2 separate regions of the Homo sapiens genome follow, and region 1 is linked to region 2. The links are chromatin loops, found by intact Hi-C in ENCODE. Cell type or tissue: GM12878. All regions are shown on one strand. Each heading gives the region's core, and the rest is flanking DNA. Links, peaks and the distances in the headings are about the cores only.

Region 1 (11,718 bases), core at 4,263-9,262, 200 kb after region 2:
ATAGAAAAATTTTTTTCATTATCTATTAGATATTTTTGTTTCTCTGAGCAACGCTGTGAAATAAATAGCATTGGGATTTTATAGCTTTTAATAAATGAGGACCTAATGCTCATTGAAAGGAAAAATGAGTTGCCCACTGTTGGAAAGTCATTCTCCATGTATATCTTGCATTTCTGCCTATCCTTTGAGCAAAGGTATTGATATATTTTGATTAGAGACTATGTTTTCAAGAATATTTATATAGCAAATAGCCTGGGATAAGATTTTAACACATTCTCACTAGAATGAATCATATTGTAAAGACTGACAGTACTAAGCATTGGTAAAGATATGGAGCAATGGTGACTTTTATTTTAACATTGAAAACATGCTGGGACTGGGCATTTCATCTTTTGTGGTTCTACGATTCTTAAAATCAAAACATAGGTTTGATTTTCACCATAATCTGATGACAACTGCAGATATTGTGGGTATCCCTTTAAATATTTCCATAAAGGCTTTCTGGCTTTCCTGGTATGCCTTGAATTGTTCATTGTTTGACTTGAACCTGTCATTCTCTTTCTTTAAATTTTCTAGGACCCTAGACAAAATCCAGGCAACTCCAAAATCTTTAACGCTATTGCTCCATTAAAACTCAAGTGCTAGAGCTATTGCAATGAACAATATTTCAGTTTTCTTCTTTCTCTGACCCAACATTGCTGTGTCTTTGGTGCCAAGGTAACATTTTAGCTAGCACATAGCATAAGTTTTAGACACTTCATAGTTCTTGACAATTTTGGTGACAAAGCTTACATGCTAAAAGAGAAATGATTTTCTCAAACTGAAAATATAAAGGCTATCTATGTGATAGAAGATACAAAAACCACTCTGGGAAATGGTAGGGAATGCTCTTTCCCAAGTTATGGACAAGGAGGACTGAAATAGGATCCCTCCGTTGTCCTATCTGTTAATGAGTATTGAAACAAGGTGCCCAAATTATTCTTTGGGTGTTAATCGCTTTCCTCTTAGCAGGATAAAAGAAAAGGTCCAGGGGTTCCTAAAAGTGAAATAAGTCATATCAGCAATGAGGAGGTGGAGCCTTGTCTGGGACAAAACCATAACTTTGTTTAGTTAAGTCCAGGCAGATGATATGATGCACAAAATGGGAAGCAAATGCAAAATATTGCTTGCTGCAACAAAGCCACTCTCTCACTCCATACATTTTTAAATTTACCCTTCTCTCAATCCCAGCATCAGCCACTTTAAGGAGAAAGATGATTAAAAGTGGGGCCAAGGTCTCCTTGTGTCCAAGTAGGAGTGAAGGGCATACATTCCTAGATTTCAACTTCTATGGCTTTGCTCAGTCAATGGTATTCAATTGATTAACCTACTTAGATCCATTGGGTATGAAGGTAAATGGTTTCAACAAAGTGAGTTTAGGCAGGGTTTACAGTGAGAAAGAGAACTAACATGTCTCTGAGGGTTATTTATGTTATTTTGCTTCTTCAATTTTCTCTTTCTGTTACTTCTAGGTCTGAGTGTGTAGTAAAAATTATGTGGGTTAATATGCTTGTACTTCCTTATTCTATAAGTGCCAAAGACAATTATCTCTACCAGGGAAGAGCTGCAAGTGTAGAAGAGCTAGTAAGACAAACTTCCTGCCATTTGCCACCAGCAACTGAGTCATGATCTAATGCAAATACTTCTACCCTATGATTTGCAAAGTTTTTACTGTATAAATGACATTCTTTTGATTAATAAGTTAGAAGCCTCAGTTGCAATGTCCCTGATTGTGGAGTCATCACAGCTCTCTCAGAAGGGATGCCTAAATAACTTTGAAAAAATTCAGGATCCTGAATGCCAAGTAGTTTCCAAGGCTTATGCAGGTTGATTCACAATACTCTACCCCTTTAGCAGTGGTAGAAGTACTGCCACCACTTCAGTGCCAAGAGCCAGAAAGGTGACTCAACTCTCATTGTACTATTTGGGTATTGAAATCAGTCCAAGTCTGTATTTTAGTTTTTCCATCTGGAGCCTCCAGCGGCAGTGGCCTCTGCCTCTTAGAGCAATTCCCTGTTGTTCTGGACTTGTAACCTCACTGACATGACTACTTTTTTGAAAAGCAACTTGCTACTGAGGGCTTATTGAAATGGGACACCTAACCTATAGAGACCCTATGATTCTCTGGCCTGATATTTTTATATTGGGATGGGTCAACTAGTACTCAATAATTAAAATAGGAGAGCTTCCTAAAGCCTAGCTATATGTGTCTGTTATCAATATATTGCCTCTAAACTTTAAATTCATCCTTCATTACTGTGAAATAATAAAAACCAAATTCCTTGAACCATTTCTCCTTTACAAAGTATATCATGTTTTCTGGATAAAAGGTACGGGAGAAACTGTTGCCTTCTGCACACCCACACCAATAGTTCCTGTTCAGTGGAATGAATGTGAGGACAAATGGTGGAGATTTCCTCAAGCCGCAGGTCCAAAACACATGGTCCCTTGGCAGCCTTGCAGTTTTGGTTTGACCTGGCAATGACCTTCCTATGACTTTCTAAAGAGAGAATCCAGTATCCTGGGAGTCTCTGCATACACTAGCACCACCATTCTCTCAGCAGATTGAGTCCCAGAGGCTCACCACCAGACCCTCACTGTTACTACTGAACACCCACCCTTCACCATACACTGCTGAAGGCTTTTATATGGTGTGATTGCATCCCACAGAGTTTCCACTTAGCTGCAAATCCTTCTGCAGATTTGTACATACACTGATCTTTTTCTCTGCAGAACAGCAGGCACTCACCTGCACCCTTAAACCACACTTTTCTGCATAACCTCACCACTAGTTCCTGGTTACCTGAATATCTTGCATGTACTCTGAAGTAAAAGAAGAAAAGTGAATTCATGAAGCCATCACTGTAGCTATGCTGACAGACATAAAAACCATGCACTTTTTGTGAAATACCTTCCTATCCCATATTAAAAATGCAGCTTTTATGGGTGGAGGATTTTTATAAGAAAGTCATTACTATAGACTCTAATGTCATTTGAGGAAAAGCAAAGTCATAACATGATAACTTAAAGCAAAAGGAAGGTAAAGGTTCTAAAGCTGGATAATTTAATGTAAGCCAAAGATAATTTGATAATTTTAGAAACAGATTTGGCTTAAAAAAAATCAAGGTTACAGTAGAAGCATATTCTGCTAAGCAAGATGCGACAGACAAGTTCCTAGATGTCATTAAGAAAACCATTGAGAAGAAAGGCTATCTGCCTGAACATGTTTTTAATGCAGAAGAAATGGCCTTATCCTGGAAAAAAAAAAAGCCACAAAGAACATTTATTAGTGAGAAAGAGAAACAAGTAGCAAGATTTAAGGAAAGAAGAGATCAGCCAACTCTACTGTTTTGTCCAAATGTAGTCATCTTTATGGTAAGTGCTATAATAGCACTAATCTACAAAGCTGCTACTGCCTACAACTTGAAGGGAAAAGATAAACACAAGCTTCCAGTTTTGGGGTTGCATCAGAAGAAAGCATGTATAATGAGAAGACTTTTTCTGGATTGGTTCCATTGATGTACCTGAAGTCAGGAAGTACCTTGCCAGTAAGGGACTGTCTTTTACAGTTCTTTTGATATTGGACAATGCCTCTGGCCAACCAGAAATCCATGAGTTCAATACTAAAGATGTCAAAGAGGTCTATATGCTCTTAAATGCACTGTCTCTAAATCAGCTTCTAGATCAGGGAGTCATGAGGGCCTTTAAGGCTCATGACACATGATACTCTATACAAAGGATTGTCAACACCGTGGAGGTAAAACCTGATAGATAGAACATCATGAAAGTTGGTGGAAAGATTTCACCACTGAGGATGCCATTGTTGTAACAGAAAAAGCTGTGAAAGCCATCAAGAGTGAAACAATAAATCCCTGCTGGAGGAAACTATATTCAGATGTCGTGCATGACTTCACAGGATATATGACATAGCAAATCAAGAAAACCATGAAAGAGATTGTGGATGTGGCAACAAAAATGAGGGGTAAAGGGTTTCAGGATATGGATCTTGGAGAAATTCAAGAGCTAACAGATACCACACCAGAGGAATTAAAGGAATACTACTTGATGGAGATGAGTGCTTCCAAACCAGTGCTAGATCATGAGGAAAAAGACAGAAGAAGCAGCACCAGAAAACCAATTGACATTTGACACAGTGGCAGAGAGATCTGATTATTCAAGACTGCTTGTGATTTCTTTTATGACATAGACATTTCTATGATACCAGAACTGAAACTAAAGCAAATGGTAGAAGAAAGATTTGTACTGCATAAAAATATTTTTAGAAAAGCAAAAGTCAAATAGAAATTATTATGTATTACTGTTAACTTACATCAAGTGTCCCTGCATTTCCTGCCTCCCTTTCAACCTCATTTACCTGTTCCACCTCTGAGATAGCAAGACCAGGACCTCCTTTCTCTCCTCCTCTGCAGCCTACTCAATGGGAAGACAATGAGGATGAAGTTCTTTAAAATGATCCACTTCCACTTAATAAGTAGTTACTATATTTTCACTTCCTTATAATTTTCTTAATAGTATTTTCTTTCTCTGGCTTACTTTGTTGAAAGAAAACAGCATATCATACATATCATACATATATCATACATATAACATACAAAATATGTGTTAATCTGCTGTTTTGCTATTGCTAAGGCTTCCAGTCGACAGTAAGCTATTAATAGTTAAGTTTTGGGGGAATTAAAAGTCATACATGGATATTTGACTATGTGGAGGGTCAGTGTTCCTAATTTTTGTGTCATTCCAAAGTCAACCGTACTTACTTGGCTGCTAGGTATGCCATCCCTAACATACAACTCTGACCATGATTTGATTGTCATTCCTCTTAAGCTTACCTGGAAGACAATCAGAAACTGCAGAAATGGTCCCAGTTTAAAGCAGCTATAATTGTTTTCTATTCTCCATCATTCCTTTGGGTGGATGAATGCAACCTGGCTGGTGGCATGAACAAACAGGACAGGTGGTACTGACTGATCTCAGGTATTTCTCTATAAAAGGACTAGACTCAATTATTCTAAATGAACTGGGAACTCTAACTCCAATCAGCCTGTTGGGTGACCACATAGGGAGTATTTCACCTTTGCCTCCCTATTAATGCAGGTCCTATCTGGAAAGCCCCAACAAGTGTAAATATTGCTTTCTTTCCAGGGGCACTATGTGCACTTTTGGGACTCTATTTTCTGTATGTAAATTAGCCATTAATTTGCCTCTCGACTTGACACAGTGACTTGAATCTTGGGCAGGTCATACGTTACCTTCAAGTATTTAAAGAAATATCACCTCAGTCTTGGAAGGCATTTGGTTCAACTTTAACTCACTGGCTAGAGTGGTTATGGAATGTGTGCAATCTTGCTGTACCTAGATTAATGCCTCAGGACAAATGGAAATGTCAGTAAGTAACGTGGCTTTGTATGGTAGATATTGATGGTTTAGCGAGTTTTCTCAGCCAGGACCTGGAGGGCATGGCTGAAGTCAATACTGCAGATCGAGCTCATCCTTTTGCTTGGAGTCCTGTTGATAACAACCTTATTCAATGCAGTACAAGAAAAAAAAATGATCAGATTAGGTTTCAGCTCCTATTGAACAGATTAATCAGAGGAGATGAGTGAAGTGCTCATGAAAAAATTCATCTGAAGCCAAGTAGGCATAAAAACATAGAGTTGTTAATGTTAGAAGAAAATCCTCAATGGATCCCTTATGTTTCTTCTGTTCTTCTCAGGAAAGACTTTCTTTCTGGACTATCTTCTCAAAATTTCTGTATAGCAGCGATTTTAGTAGTGTACTGGATAGTGTCTTCCTCCAAACAGAGGCTAGATTTCTTTTCTGATCAAGTCAACAAAGATCTCTCCGTGATGGGCACAGACTGGCAGGTTTACCACCAGCTCATCTATAACAATTGGGGTTTCCTAAGCTTGGGGATACAGAGCTGTGATGTCCACATTGCCCTCGTGTGATTGGGATCAAGTGGAAACCAATACAAACATGCAACTCATACTACCTGGTGTTTTGTGAGTAAAAGTCATTGTTAGAGCAAATAATTTTATATTTTCTGCCAGTATCCATTAACCTATGCAACCACATTGTTAGCTTGCAGGTAGTGTAAAACCTCAGACCCGTCACTGGTCACTGGTCTTGCTACCCACATTTACTCCTCTGTCATGCAAAGGAAACAAGACTAGAATCTAGATCTCATATTTCTCAGTAATACAATTTTTACATGCAATCATGATATTTGTTATTACTCCTAAGCTATCCACTGGGAATATACGCTCTAAATACATTCTGACATAATAAAAAAGTATTCCATGTGTCCTTATTTCTAATATTTAAGAATACATTTCTTGGAATAAACAGCAACATCCAGAAGTTTATTGAAATCATGTTTTCCTATAGGAAGAGTTCACCACAGTCACGTTGATTTTAAACTTGGGAATCTTATTTTTTTATTTCAAATTGAAACTGAGAGAGTAATCAGCAACAACAGGGCTGTAGGGGAAAACAGATGCTGAAGTAAAAGTAGCTTTGGTTCTTCGAATTACAGAGATTTACTTTGTTACAAGATTTATGTACAACCTAAAGCAATGCACATTAAAAAATACATCCTGGGTGATTAATCTGCAGTCTTTGGAAAAAACAATGCAAACTTGAAATTTTTTGATAAAAACTTTAAAATAATGTGCTTCGGGAGTTATATGTCATAATTCTTAGATAATTCAAGATATTAAAATTCTCATAAAAGCTATAATAGAAAAGTTAGTATTTATAATTTATAATATGGCATATAATAAATTAATTTGAGCATTTGATTTTATGACATAAGATTATGTTATTACATATTTATAACCATCATGTAAATATAATGAATTTCTACAAACAGATTATTCTTGAAGTATATTTATCACAAATCACATAGAACCTTGTTTCTTCAAAAAGTGTAGGCTAGTTCTGAGAATAATTAACTGACGATAACCTTAATAAAACGAACACAATAAAATACGTTTTATTTATTTTGATAGGAATTCATTCAGAATCAACTGAGTCTAAATTATAAAATAAATTTAACCAGGCTGCAAAATAGCCTTTATATATTTATATTAATAAAATACATAAATAATATATAGTATGTATTTATTAGCCTACTTAATTCATGAATGTACTGCTTCAAAAAATCTTTGGATTCCTAGATCTAGTTTCAATATGAAGGAAAAAAATGTTTAAGAGTAGTGTATCCTGTCCAGGGGAACTGTGACAGTTTCTGAATAAGTACATCTTGTGTTATGCAAAAGATATATATTTAATTCATCCTTCTCAAATTCTTGTGTTTTTACCAAGCTATATAATTTTAAAACATGAAGAATTCTCCATGTAATAAATATTTTAAGGTTTTTGTTTCAGCCTAAATACCTTTCTCAACATTTCAGGCACAAGTAAATCTATACCATTTTGCTATTGCTCATAATTTCTTTTTTTCTCCACTTTTTAAAATTCTCTATTTCATTTTGAATTATGCCTACCATTGTAGGTTTAATTATTTCTCCACAAAAGATATGTTGAAGTGTTAAACCCCACTGCTTATAAATGTGAGCTAATATGAAAAGAGGGTCTTTGCAGCTGTAATTATGTAGGAAGTCATACTGAATTAGGGTAAACCTTAAATCCAATATGAATGGTATCCCTATAAGAAGTCACACACACACACACACACACACACACACACACACACACACACACGCTAGAGTGATGCATCTATAAGCCAAGGAACACCAGTGATTTCCGGCAATAAACAGAAGCTAAAATAAACAAGTAACGACTCCCATATAAACTTTACAGAGATGCTCTGCTAGGTGCTAGATTTCAGACTTCTAGAACTGTGAAGGAATAAATTTCTGTTGTTTTAAGTCACCGAGTTTGCAATCCTTTGTACATAAGCTAGGAAACTAAGCCACCTACATACTCAGTATATTCCATTCAGCCAAAAGTGTTGCAGAGAGATATTTATATAATAATCATTGAGCTATTTAAAAATAATGACCCCAGAAAAACTTTTAACTCTATACAACTTGGAATAATATTAACATGTTTAAACTAGACGGGTTTGATCAATTCACTGAAAATTATTTAAAATATATATCATTGAGTCAAGAACTGAAACAAGTTTCATTCATAAACACAAAGGCATATAAAGATAGATGCTTATGACGTACTCTTATCAACTTCAATCGGGAATGAAATAGAAAAGCCTAAGTAAAATCTGTAATTCCAACGTAAAAGATGTTTCCTTACATTTAAGAAAAAAGTAAAATAATTGTCATGCGTATATTTTTGCACAGTTGTTGTTTTTTCTTGCACTTTTCACTCATTAAATTTTTTCAGGCCTTGGATTATTAATATGTTCTAGTCAAGAAAAAGGTCCTCAGCATTATGATTGATCAACATGTATTCAGTTTCACTAAAATTCAGTTGTATCTTGTGGGAATTGTATTGAAAAATGTTCAGTTCCTGAAGCATCAATTCAGTTTATGAACCTGAAAAATGGTTAAAAAATAAAGTGTGCTAGTTCCTTGGTCTGATTACCAGCAGAATTGGCAACATCAAGGGAAAGCTTAAGAAATTTAAACGCTTGGGATTAATTCTTGAACCATTTTTTAAAGAAAGAATCTCCTTTTTTTTTAATTCAAAGGGTATATATGCAGGTTTGTTACATGGGTATATTGTGTGATGCTGAGGTTTGAAATACCAATGGTCTCATCACAAATGTAGTGAACATACACCCAATAAGTAATTTTTTAGCCCATATCCTCCTTCTCTCTCCCTCCCTCACCCCCCCAGTAGTCCCCAGTGTTTGTTGTTCCCATCTTTTTGTCCATGTTTATTCAGTGTTTAGCTCCCACTCCTGAGTGAGAACATGTGGTATTTGGTTTTCTGTTCTTGTGTTAATTCACTTAGGATAATGGCCTTCTTATGTATCTGTGTTGCTACTAAGGACATGATTTTGTTCTTCTTTATGGCTGTATAGAATCCAATGGTGTATATGTACCACCTTTACTTTATCCAGTCCACCACTGATGAGTATGTAGGTTGATGTCTTTGCTTTTATGAACAGTGCTGTAATAAACATATGAGTACATGTGTCGTTTTGGTAAATCTATTTATTTTCCTTTGGGTCTATACCCAGTAATGGGATTGCTGGGTTGAATAATGGCTTTGTTTCAAATTCTTTGACAAAGCTTCAAACTGATTTATACAGTGGCTGAACTAATTTGCATTCCCACCAGTGTATTAAGTGGTCCCTTTTCTCTGCAGCTGGGACACCATCTTTTTTTTTTTATTTTTTTTAGATTCTAGTAATTTCAATTTTGACTGTTAAAATAAATCTCGGCAAATTGTGGTTTTGATTTGCATTTCTCCAATCATTGGTTATCAGGGAACCTGCCCCGATAGTCACATGGGTTCTTTTCTATTTTCCCTAAGCGTTGGCCAGTTTGAGAAATAAAGGGACAGAGTACAAAAGAGAGAAATTTTAAAGCTGGGCGTCCGGGGGAGACATTGCATGTTGGTAGGTTCCATGATGCCCCACAAGCCACATAACCAGCAAGTTTTTTATTAGGGACTTTCAAAAGGGTAGGGAGTATACGAATAGGTTGTGGGTCACAGACATCAAGTACTTCACAAGGTAATAGAATATCACAAGGCAAATGGAGGCAGGGCGAGATCACAGGACCACAGGACCAGGGCAAAATTAAAATTGCTAATGAAGTTTTGGGCACCATTGTCATTGATAACATCTTATCAGGAGACAGGGTTTTGAGAGCAACCGGTCTGACCAAAATTTATTAGGCAGGAATTTCCTCTTCCTAATAAGCCTGGGAGCGCTATGGGAGACTGGGGTCTATTTCACCCCTACAGCCTCAACCATAGAAGATGGCCACGCCCAGGGGGGCTGTCTATAGACCCACCCCCTGGCACGTATTCTCTTTCCCAGGGATGTTCCTTGCTGAGAAAAAGAATTCAGTGATATTTCTCCCATTTGCTTTTGAAAGAAGAGAAATCTGGTTCTGTTACGCCCGGCTCACCAGTGGTCAGAGGTTATGGTTATCTCTCTTATTCCCTGAACAATTGCTGTTATCCTGTTCTTTTTTCAAGGTGCCCAGATTTCATATTGTTAAAACAATCTGCTTACCCAACAATGATTGGCTACCAGCCTGAAGAGTGACACAGTAGGCTCATTGTGGGCCATGAGTGAATTTCAAGAGTGCAAGAGGTAGACTGTAGCAGATGTGGTAAATGTCTTGCCCTCTATGCTCATCTCTGAGTTTACCAGCAGCCATACATGCTGATAGCTTCTCAGTTCCAGTGCCTGCTTCCTATGTTCCTCTGACTGAAGGATTTAGCCACTGGAATCTGCTCAACCCACATTCAGTGAAGGCTGCATGTGCCAGGAATTTGGTGTCCACAGGGGAGTTCACAACGCATGAAAAACAGAAGTTAGCGGATATGTTCCACACTTCTCAATTCCTTGGTGTAACTTTGGTGTAACCTCGGCATAAGCACATTCTATGTGCTTCCTCAGAACTGTTAATAGGATCAAGCACCAGTCTCCCATAGCAGTCACCTGCTCATTTAGACATACTTAATCGGACTGTCTCCCTTTCATGGCTCACCTGTACTTCCCTCTCACTATTGTGATTACTTCCCACAACTACCTGCAACGAGATCTTGCTTTAGGACCTGGTGCAAAGGGAATCAAAATATTGACAATTACCATATTCATATTCTTCATCTTTCATTTCGCTATCTCAGACATTTGAATTTCTCTTCATATTTATTCTAGTCTTAAGCATTTATCATCTTATGAATTTTTCTTTATTTTTAAATTTCCTATCTCTTCTTGCTGATTTATAAGAATTCCATGCATATTCTTGGTATCATTTTCTTGTCTCTTTTGGACATTGCAAATATATTCTTTTAATATATCACTATCTATTAGATTCTTCAATGATATCTTTCACTGATATGAATCCTTAATTTTGATGTAATCATATTCATCTTTTTTTTTTTTTACTTTTTCTTTTTAAAACCTTAGTTGGATGACCCCTCTTTATAAAATTTATTTTTCTGGTTAGCAGGTTAGCTCACCTGTTAGTGGATGTTTGCTTCTCTATATAAATTTTGGAGTAAATTGATCAAGTTTTTTAAACAAATAGCTGCAATGTTGGTAGAGTTTATATTGATATTTAGGTTGTTTCATGGATATAGTTTATCTAAGTACATGGACTATATTTGCATTTATTCGGGTCACCTTCATGTTCTTAATGGCTAGTTTATATTCTAAAATATTTTTATTTTAATGCTTTCAAATGATTACTCCATAGTACTTTTTCTGTAATTTAAATATATACTGGCATCCACGGTTGTTGTCTAAAGATCTTATATCCATCTGATAATAGTGTTTTTCTTTTAAAGATGATGTTCTCTGTTTCTCAAAAGCTTTGAGAATTTTCTTTATATGCGTCATATTTATAAATAAACTGTTATGTGGCTTAGGTTTGGAATTTTTTCTATCTTGCCTACTTGTCATGCAATGAATCTTTTGAATTTGCCAATTTTCATCTTTCTCTAGGTCTGAGAAACACTTTCTTCTCTTCATTTGTGTTTCATTGGGTA
Region 2 (11,718 bases), core at 3,697-8,696:
AAGAAAATTCTTTGGTGGTATCCACTGATGTAGAACATGTGACCTAGTAATTTTATTCCTTGATATAACAAAGTTTAGCCTGCAATGGAATTGGGAAATAATGGTCTTCATTGGTTTTTTAAATGGTTTTTCATTTCTTAACACATACCACATATTCAAGAAATAGAATATTATAGTATCTCTAAAGCCTCCTTTATGCTCTCTCTTATTACTCTCCAAACAACCACTATACTAACTTCTGTCATATATTAATTCTACCTATTTTTGAACTCTACATAACTGGCATCATATAGTATATTTCCTTTTATGTCTTGGTTCTTTCACTGAATAATACAAATTTGATACTGAGCCTTTGTGTTTTGCATAGCAGCAATTTGTGTACTGCCATTACTACATGATTCTTACTTTTACAGATAAAGCACAATTTATTCATTCTGCTATGGTGGTCATTTGGGCTGTTTCTCGTTATTGAATTCTAATATATAAACTTCTATGAACACTTGTGCATATGTTTTTATTGATTTATGTATATCTATCTGTTGGGTATATATCAAGTATACCAAATGCATACTTATATATTTAAAAAGACTATGAATGGTTAAAAAAATCTGATAGTTAAAGCTGTAAACTTTAGATATGCATTCATTGATTTAACAGCTAATTATTAATTGAGTATGATGACATGTGAACAAAGAACATTAGAACATTTAAGATTTTCATATTTTTCTGATTGCATGTTATAAATTAGTATAAAATGTATCCTCTCCAGTTAACACACGCACACAGTCACACACACACAATATTTTATCTTATTAAACAACTAGGAAGTATCAGATACTGTACTGGGAATAATGAAAATAAAATATACAAGGCCATATCATCTTAGAATGTATTATCTAATAGGCAATTAACAAATTATCAAGAAATGGACATAAACTTGGAAATTGAAACAAGTATTGTGAATGAAATAGAAGCGAACTTCTGAAAGAGAATAATGGAGGGTAGGCAGAGGGGCAGGAAAAGAATAGGACAGTGGGTGGTGTTGAATCTGTTCTCTGAGGTTGTGGTAGTGAAGCTGAAGCCTTTTGTTCTAACTTTGCTTAGTGGGAGAAAGACCTTTTCAGTCACACCGAGCTTGTATATTCAGGGACTTGCTGAGGACATATTATACCAGATGAGGATGGGAAGTCTGGTAGAAATCACATAATCATAGCCTTAAGGGCTCTTTGGAAATGGTAAGAAAGATAGGTTTTGTTTCTCTTGCACAAATAATAGGGTGGTTTTAATTAGTGGGAGCATAATCTAATTTATGATTTAAAGTACATCTCTAGCTGCTGTATCAAGACTAGCTTGCAGGGATGAGTGAGGTGTTAAAAGACTTGGGTTGAGTTCATGTGAGAAATTATGGACCCTGCGCAAACAATGGTTTGGCAGAGACAGAGATTTTTTTTTGTATGTAGACTTGATAGCAATTGCTGATGAACTTAATTTGGAAAGGTGGTGGTTGGGCAAGGTAGAACAGAAAGTAATTTAGAATGATTTCTAGGTCTCTGGCTTGTTCACTTGAATGTATGTATATTCCTTTTATTTATTGAGAAAGAACTTAGTAACAAATCACTTTCAGAAAAGGCAGAGTTCAATTATAAGTGTGATAAGTAGTTGAAAGTCTTATATATGGATGAATCAAGTTTACAGTTGCATTAATCAGTTGAGACTTCAAAGAGGTCTGGGTAGGGGATATATTTTGGAGGCTGTCAGGATATAGTTGCTATATAAAGCCTTGAGAATATGTGAGCTCATGTAGGAAGAAACTGTAAAGAGCAAATGCCCAAGGTCTACCCCCAAGATTCAATCTCTCTGACATTTAGTGTCTGGAATAAAGCCTGAGATGGAGCAGCAAAAGAAATACCAATAATAATAATAATAATAATAATAATAATAATAATAATAACAAGAAAAAAAACCCAAAAAACAAAAAAAAACCCAACAGTGTTTTGTTATAAAATGTAAGTGAAGTAAGTGCACCAAGAAGAAGCTAGTAGCCAAATCAGAAATTTTTCTGGGCAAGTAAGGGCTAAACAAGTTCTGTATGTTTGGTTATGATCTTTGACAAAAATAGTGTTAGTGGTGGTTTTGTGGTTAAAAACCAGATGTGAATGGATTTCAGTCCATAGTGTTCTATATCTGGCATATGGCAGATTAAAGATCAGAATGATACTTTGGATTTGATTAAAGCAACTCAAATGCTGGGTAAAAGTTGAAAACAATTTTAATGCATCACTGAGCTGCACAAAAGTAAGAAATACACTGTGATTAAAAATGAAATTAAAGCAGGAACCTTGGGAGGTAAGTGAACACCAAAGCTTGTTTTCAGCCAGAGGGTTTTCTGACAAACCCTGGGAACTTGAGGTTTTGCTTTAATGAACCTCATTACATAATGGGGTATGAGGGAGAGAAGATAAAACTCAGAGCCTGCCCAAGATTCAGAATTGAGTTACATAAAGCAAACCCCTACAGTTTAATGAAAATTAAACCCCATTGCACAGAAAGGAACTGATTGGAGAATTTAAAAATCTTAACCTTGACAATAAATGAAGAGAAAAATTCACCCTGCATATTTATATTCACAAGGTGGCTTTTACATGGGGTGAACATCTATAAAAATAATGTAATTCATGCCAGGCACAGTAGCTCATGCTATAATCCCAGAGCTTTGGGAAGCCAAGGCCAAAGGATTACCTGAGGCCAAGAGTTCAAGACCAGCCTGAGCAACATAGTGAGACCTCATCTATACACAAAGAAAAAGGAAAAAAAATTATCTGGGTGTGATGGCATGTGCCTGTAGTCTTTGGTACTTGGGAGGCTGAGGCAGGAGGATTGCCTGAACCCAGGAGTTTGAGATTAGAGTGGCCTGTGACTGAACCACTGCACTCCAGTCTGGGCAACAGAGGGAGACCCCATCTCAAAAAATAATAATAATAAAAATGTATTATAATTCAAAAGGCTTCAAGTAATTCATACTTCAACATGTTAAATGAAAAGGTTAAGATTATATTATCTTGATAAAAATGGAAAATATGCAAGAAAATTCAACATTGATTCCTTATACAATTATTAGTAAATATTTTTAAGTGTGTAAATTTTGTAGACAGCAAATTATAAAACTTGACTATATGATATTAAAGAAAACCTAAAATCGATAGAAATATAACTATTTCAAGGGTTGGGAAATTCAACATTTTTATGATACAAACAACAAAGTGGCTGCAATTCTAGTAAAATTCTCAGTATGGTTTGTTTCACTTAACTTTACATTTTACATTTAATTTGTCAGTCTGATTCTAAAGTTTGCATCAAAAAGCAAATGATCAAAAATAGGCAAAGGAATTCTAGAAAAAAAGAGCAATGTGAAGAGACTGGCCCTTCCAGATCCTCAGAGCAGCTATAGAGCTATAGTAATTAACATGGAGAGGGTTAGCACAGTAGGAAACACATAGAGAAAAGGATCTAAAGAGAAAGCCTAGATATAGAACCACAGCATAGATATAAACCCATGTATATATGGAAATTTTATTTGACACACAAAAAGAATGGCAGAGTGATGCAGAAACAACAAACACATTTCAGTGTGACAATGGTACCAATAATAACAAAATATTAATGATGGTTTGGGGTAAGAGAAATATGAGAAATTATTGCTTTCTTTTTTGTGAATTTTAAATGAGATTTTCCTACAAAAACAAAGATAGTAAATAATATAACAAGTAGTGAATAAAAGGCGAAGAAGTGGAGATGGAAAAATAACTCTTCAAATGGCTATGAAGAAAAGCAGATAATTTAGATATTAGTTTGAGGTATGCAAGGACAAGAGGAAATTATTGTTAATATTGGAATCTAGAGGGCCTCTGTAGCCTGAAGGAATGATCAAGTAAAAAGTGAAATCTAGATGATTCAAAAGGTAAGGGGGTAAATTATTTAAAAGTTTGTCTACATAGGGAACTCTTAATGTTCTAAAATGCTGTGTAAGCGAAGCATAGTTAAAATGAGACATTGTGACCATGAATTTGCATAGCCCTAGGTTTTCTTTTCCAAGCAGAAAGAATAGACATTAGGAGACATAAAAAATCTGTAATATTCCTGGAATAATCTTTCTGACATTGAAAAATGTAAGGCAGACAGAGCAAAATATGTGAGTATAGATATGAGACCACAGAAAATAATTTGATACAATTTTTCATTTCTTCTTGAAATAATTTGAAAGTTATCCTTTTGAGTTTCTTAATCATAGAAAGTATTCTGGGTCTACTGAACTACCAAGAGCTTATGAATGCATGTGGAACAGAGGTATGACCAGAGTCAAAGGTTTTCTATTTCTTCCTTGATGTAAAACCCTGCATATCCATTTCTTCCTGCTTTTTATCCAATCATAAAATGTTGATTCTAATGATAGAAGCAAAATTAGAAAATTATGATTCTAAGTTATATTAATGAACTTAAAATAGTCCAGTAAAAAGAAAAAAAAAACTTGATAGGTTCTACCCCTGTTCACCAAAGTCTGGCCCTTCTGCATTTCTGGGCTCCAGCAATCCTCCTGCCTCAGCCTCCCAAGTAGCAAGGACTACAGGCAGATCATTCCCCCTTGAATTACACAGTGTGACTGTTTTGGTCAATCTAATGTTAGGAGGAGTGAGGTATCTTATTTCTGATGGAAAGCAATGATCCATTATTCAGCCTGACTCTTCCCTTGCTGCAGCTAGTGTGAAAGCTTATATTGCTGTGGAGGTACCATAAATTCAGAGCAAAAGCACATCTTTATTGAGGTAACCCAGTGAAAATTTGGAGTTGTTACTACAGCATAACCTGAACTATTTTGAATGAATTAAGAAGCTAAAGTAGAAGGACTAGCAGGAAAATTAAACCCCAGAAGAAGTAAAGGAAACTGGGTAGAAGAAAATCTAAATCTTCAAACTATCCCTAAGCCTTAGGAAGAAAGGAGTTGTGTGTGAAAGAAATTGTAGAAAGTGCTATGTCATGGTATAGCTCAGTTTATGTATTCCTTTCTAGTGGAACTGGGTTTGAAGGTTATTTCAGTTTCTTCGCAAAATTTTACCTCATTTAAAAAATTTTTAAATATTTTAGTTGCCCTGGGACCAGAAACCTAAAGTTGAGGATTTTGAGTCTTAAAATTAGAAAACAGATTATGACTTTGAAAGGTTTCAATTTTTTATCTTACAAAACTTACAGTGACTAAAAAAAGGTAATTAAAAATTAAATAGCTGGTCTTGATTCTTAATTTTTTAAGAAAATGCAACTTGTCTTTGGTCTTTTTATGTTTATGTGTTGCTTTACCATTTTATTTCAGGGATCTGGGTCTATCTTACACGAATTTCCTATGAAGAGAGGCTTACATTTTATAACTGAAATTACTCCCACCAAGTGAGCTTAAAAACCCATTTTTCATGTTTAGCAAGACACTCCTGCATATAGCAATGAGAAAAGATTATTTGTCAGTGAATTTCAAGCATGTCTTTAGAAAAGTCTCACACAGTGCCTTTCTTGTGTCCTTATTGACTTTTAAATATTAAGTCATGCGACAATACTGTTTTTACTCCAAGGGTCAGGTGACAGAAAACAATAAACTGGCTAAAAGTAATAAAGCGCTATTAAATAAAATCAAACAAGAAAATATAGCTCTAAAATTCAGGCTACCACTTTGTCCTTACTTTGGCTTGCTTATGGGAATTTATTGAAGAAGCTTTTTAAACTTCATCAAAAAAGCCTCATAGCAGTTAATGATAGTGTGAGGGAGAAGAGGTTTTGCTATGTTTAAATTCCATTAGAGCATTGTGGGTTTTCACTTCCTTAGTGGACCTTTTAACTTCCGAAGTAAATCCTTTGAGGTTTAAGCTTATTTGCTCTCAGCAATAATATGGCTTCTGTGACAAAAAAAAAAGTAATACCATAGCAATTTTTACAGCATGCACTTGTGAAATATCTTCCTATCATGAATATATAGCTGAAAGGTATCTTCAAATTAAATTGTATGATATGATGTGTAAGTTTAAGTTTTTAATGAAATGGAATACAGCTATACTGAGTATTCAATCAATTGCAATTTTTAAAATTTCACTTAAAGGAAGAAACACAAATTAATAATAAATTAACTCATAACAGCAATATGATTAAAAAATCATGAGTAATTTCAAACCTTATAATTCTTTCCCAATGTTTCTGCTAGATTTTAATATAATAGGGATTAAATTCTAGAGCCACATGCAAGAAAAGCATGTTTAGACTACATAGGGTCTTTGATAAATACAAAGTAGATAAATTCATGATTATATGAGATAGAATGCATAAAATAATTTTATTTCATTTATGATAATTTTATTATGTATAATCAAAAATTACACAATCAAAACTTTTCTTAAGGATTACATCATTCTAATTCACTAATTTGACTCTGAAGCTTCTGGTTAGACATGGACCATTGATTGATCACTGACATTTATCTCCTCTTTTTATGAAAACTCACTAAAATAGGAATTCAAAATACATAAAAATCTATAAAGTCCAATACAGCAAGAGAGAAAATAACATAAAGAGAATATGGTTCCTCACTTAGCGGATTTATAAAAAAGTACCTGCAGGGGGCATGCCTGACACAAAATAGAATTGTTTCCACAGCTCCTGGGAACATAAGTTATTGAAAAAGACATAGCTAAAATGGGAACCTGAAAACAGGAGGTTGTGTAAGAGGCTGTATTGTATTATATTGACTCCTCACTCCCAGGTCCCTTTCTTACAACCAATCCATCCCTCAACACTAAAGTTTTATTTTCTAAGAAAACTCAGTACATGAACTACAAGCATAGAAGAGGACAGGGCCAGGCTTGGGACTATAACCAGCCTGAGTGAAAAGCAGAACTCAGGTCCCTTTCCCCATTCTGGGAATAAACGAAGCAATCTGGTATTTATTTGCACAGCAGGAAATTAGGAGACACCACTAAGGAAAGACAGAGTCATTGCAGCTCATCCCACAGTAAATGGCTTCAATCAACAAAGCCTTTACAGAGAGCTTCCAATCAGCTTCAAGTGTTTCACTTTTAAATGTAATGGAATAGTAAAAGCTTACCCGATATTTGAGGAAAGCCACCAACATGAAAAGTGAGCGACCAAAACTAACAAAAAGTGGAAAAATGAGAAAAGAAAGCCAATGGAGAAAGGAGAAAATAAAGCAAAAACAAAACAAGACTAATTGTCATATTAAGATATGAGAACATATTGCATACTTTAATAAAGTGGTCTTCTCTAAGAAGAATAAAAGAAAAAAGCAAGAAGACATGGATAAAATAAAAACATGTAATTAATGGGTTGGATAGTAAAGTTGATAACATTTTCTATCATGATCTCAGGTCAGAAAAATGCATCCTGCAAAGCAGTACACACAAGACACAAGGAAGAAAAGGAGAGTTGTGGTTCAATTCGGCCATTTTTCTCTTTGGAGACCTGGCACATAATTTTGATATGCATTTGATTGTAATGCATATCAAAACCTAACTGATAGTAAAGATACTTAAAGTAATCATTAATCATTGAGGAAACTAAGATCAGATTTGCTGGTATTTTATTTATTAGACATTTGCATCTATATGCATTAGCGAAATAAGGTTAAAGTTTCATTTTTATTTTTATCAGATTTTGATATAAAGGTTTGTAAATGTTTTTAAAAAATTTTTTTAACAAAATGTTTCTTATATTCTGGAAGATTTTGCACAGACTTGGAATGTCCACACAAACCTAAAATATCTGCTATAAAATCACCTGTGTTCAGAATTTTAAAAAGTTATTTATTTCACTCTTTTCATTTTACTATGATTATTATTTTGTTGAAATCATGTTTTGTTTTTAGAAGATTTTGGTAAGGATGTAATATTCTCTATATTTGAAAACCATACTTGTGTTTTTATCATTAGTCATAAATATTCCTAGTTGTGTGGTGATTTAATTAAACTTGTAAAAGCTTTATATATTTTATATTTTGATTATATCTACTAAAGAAATATTTTTTGGATTAATTTAGTTATTCTGTGGTTTTTTCTTTTTCTAGTTGATAACATTTGTCTTTAACTTGCCTATTTCTCCACTATTCGTTTTTTTTTTATTTATCATATCCTACTTTTTTTTCAACTTCTTAACTTGATGTTTAATTAATTTAATTCATTATTTAAATGTAAGCATTTCACTTTATAAACCTCAGAAGCCAATGTGGATACATCCTAAAGCACTTAAAAGTATTCCCACTTTCAGTAATAATCTCTAGTTGTTTTAGAATTTCCTAACTGAGCAAATTTTTCAGAGGAATGTTGATTAATAATCAAATGGATGTTTTATTTGGTTTTTGCTCAATTAATTCATAATTTTATTACCTTTTGAAAGAACATGTGGCTGAAGTAGTTTCTATTTATTGGAGTTTTCTGAGATTTTCTTCATGATCTAATATATGACTGTGATCAGGGAATAATTTTTAAAACTAAGAGCTATCCTACATATTTGGCTATGTTAAATGTCCTTTCAACTCTCTATATTCTCATTGTGTTTGTGCTGATGAGAGTAGGCAAAAGCAGAGATTGTATTTTCTATTTATTTTTATGTAAACTATATTTTTACATAAGAAGTATGGATACTTACATATATATATATATATATATATATATATATATATATATATTTACATATATTTTGAAAGATTGTGAGTGGTTTGTTAATGTCCTTTCCTGTATTTCCTTCAATTTGTATTTGTATTTATAAGAATTTCCAGGCCAGGTGCGGTGGCTCATGGCTGTAATCCCAGTACTGTGGGAGGCCGAGGCGGGTGGATCACGAGGTCGGGAGATCGAGACCATCCTGGCTAACACGGTGAAACCCCGTCTCTACTAAAAATACAAAAAAATAGCCGGGCATGGTGGCGGGCGCCTGTAGTCCCAGCTACTCAGGAGGCTGAGGCAGGAGACCGGCTTGAACCCCGGAGGCGCAGCTTGCAGTGAGCCGAGATCACGCCACCGCACTCCAGCCTGGGCAACAGAGCAAGACTCCGTCTCCAAAAAAAAAAAAGAATTTCCTTCATATATATTTAAAGTTATGTAGTTCAGCAAAGCCTCTTTTCTATCCAAATTATAGACTTCTTTAATTTGCCTTGAAATATACTTCATTATTTATTGCTTATTACTGTTATTAGTCTTGCATCTTTTTGTTTGAACTTCTCTGATAAAATTTTGCTCAGTTATGTATTATTTGCCAACATTTTACATTTTATCAATAATGAATATATGGATCTTGAATTCCAATAAGGTTTTATTTTTTAAAATGTTTAATTTCTTTTATAACTTTCATTTTATTTTGTTTTGTTTGTTTTATGATTTCTATTCTCGATGCTCCTAGTGTTTTGTTTTTACTTTATGGACTATGTTTTATTTATATCATTTTTTAACTTTCTAGAAAAGTTGGGCCCTGTGCCTAATATTTTAAATTTCTCTAAGGGTGATTTTATGGCTATGCTAATTGCTAAATGCTTATGCTAATCTGATTTTTTTTATTACTTTTAAGAATGAGGTAAGATCTTGTAATACCTTTGAGAATTGAGATTGCATTTAACTATGAATAACTAGAAATTTAATTACAATTACATATAAAAATACTTTATCTTTCTTACAAACGAATAAATCTGGAATCAGTTCATTGCTAGCACTAGTTAAGTAAAAGGGGCCAAGTTCTCCAATGTTGGCTTGGCCTTTCCCTAATAGTCTTAAGATGTTGGTTTAAGTTCAAGTCCTGAGAAAGCTCTGGACAAGGTAAGAAGACAGAGTCATCCAAAGATTTAACAGGAGCATCCCCTTGTCTGAAAGGAGGTAGTTGCTGGCATTATCTTTTGCTTACAAAAAAAGATGAGCATCTTTTTCTTGTTACCTTTTCCCATCTTCTTCCTAAATTGATTTTTAAATTCTAATTTATTAGATTTATGTTTAGAGAAAATTCAGTGGTTTGTTTTTAACCTCATCTTTCAGAATTCATTTCTCTGATTTAATATTTATGTTAATTTTTACAAAATTATAATAATCATTTAGACAAAACGTAGCTAAATATTCATGTGATGTCTTCTAGTTGTTTCTTTGCTAAATCTCTGGTGAATTGTGATGTATATTTTATATATTTTATTGTATTAATACCATCATGTTACTTTTTCAAATTTTTGAGTCTCTTTTTTTTAGTCTTTAGAAAATTTTCTTAATGTTGAAAAACTAGAATGGTATTCCACTATTGAATTTTGTTGTTGAGAAAACTTCGGCCAATATGATTTTTGTGTACTCATAAGTAACAATTTTTTTGTTACTTGCTTTTCAGTAGCTGGTTTTTCTATCTGGATGTGTATATATTATTTTATATTAATTTATTTTTACACAAAAAACATACCTTTTAAGGGTGTTGATTTATGTTTACCAATTTTGAGACATCTCAGTGAGTCATTGGCATTTATAGGTTTTAGTAATTTTTAAGATCACTGTTTTTTTCATCTGTTCTAGCTTGAATATTGCATCTGCTCCACTAGCTGTGGTTATTTCTAAATACAATTTAGAAATATATTATATATATATATTTATCTCCTTGTTACCTCCACATTCTATGTGTGGCTCACAAGTTTTTCTTCAGTTTTCTTATTTATTTCTGCAGCATTAGTTCAGCTCTTCATGATTTATAAAGTTTATTTTAATATGGCTTTGGAGGTATTAATTTCCTTATAATATTTTTCCTCCGATGTAATCTTTCAAGCGTTTTAGTAATTTTCCTTTTCAGTTTAATTTGATATTTTATATTATTTTAATTATAACCTCCTTTTTGACACATTCTCAGAAAGTTACACCTCCAAAAATTAAAATTATATAATTAAGATTACACCTTTCTTATTACATTGAACTCAAGTTCCACTTCTTTTATGTTGTAGAATCTTTTCACTTGCAAATCTTTGTAGCTGGACCAGTAGTCCACAGTATGGTTTTGTGTGGAGGCTGCTGCCAAACATAGATGACAGTAGCAAAGCTAATCAGACCCGCCCCCCACCCCCGCTTATGCCCTATCACCACCCAGGAATTTAACTGTGAACGTGGGAAATATTTTCAAGTTTTTTAAAGTGCCAGTGGGAAAAGAGAGACAATATTAGAAGAGATAAATGAGTAATTTTAAAATTAAAAGAGAAAATTAGAGACCTAAGAAGTACTGTTTGTAATATCCTTAGAGATACTGTCTTGAATTCAGTACCATTGCTCTATTACAGTTTCTTTCAGGAATGACTATTAGGTTTCTGTAAATTTTCTTTTTATGTGTTGTTCTACATACATTTTTACAATGCAGACTTCTGTCCCATGTTGGTTGAGTTAGTTTTATTCCTGATTATTTTTGCTTTGGCATTATGATTAGAAAGAACACTCACAACCCAAAGTCTAAGAATACTTACTAACATTTGCTGATACACTTGCTGATATTTCTGTAGTTTCAGGTTTTTCATCCTTAGTAAATCTTTATTTATTTGGCCATATGATAAGGTGGTATAACGTAACCGTTTTTTCTGTTTAAACAACTCACAATTGCCACAATTCTTTAGATTGGCACATCGTACCTCATAACTTATATGCATTATATATTAATATCATTACTAATACTAAG

What was found. Hi-C counts contacts between places; a loop is a spot of excess contacts. Peaks named below come from ENCODE experiments on the same cell type or tissue, not always from the same donor. Only the 100,000 strongest peaks of a DNase experiment are listed, where the experiment ranks them.
Region 1: a loop joins it to region 2, with 2.1 times the contacts of the local background. A loop is called at or near these places in 1 of 110 quality-filtered maps.

What each region holds. Positions count from the first base shown.
Region 1 is chr4:115,431,786-115,443,503 of GRCh38, forward strand. No RefSeq gene overlaps it. Among named protein-coding and RNA genes, the nearest start is that of NDST4, 320 kb to the left of the region's middle. In GM12878, for the core only: no CTCF peak of the experiment used is centred there; a DNase peak (open chromatin) is centred at 6,203.
Region 2 is chr4:115,227,943-115,239,660 of GRCh38, forward strand. No RefSeq gene overlaps it. Among named protein-coding and RNA genes, the nearest start is that of NDST4, 120 kb to the left of the region's middle. In GM12878, for the core only: a CTCF peak has its summit at 6,652 (motif pointing right); a DNase peak (open chromatin) is centred at 6,769.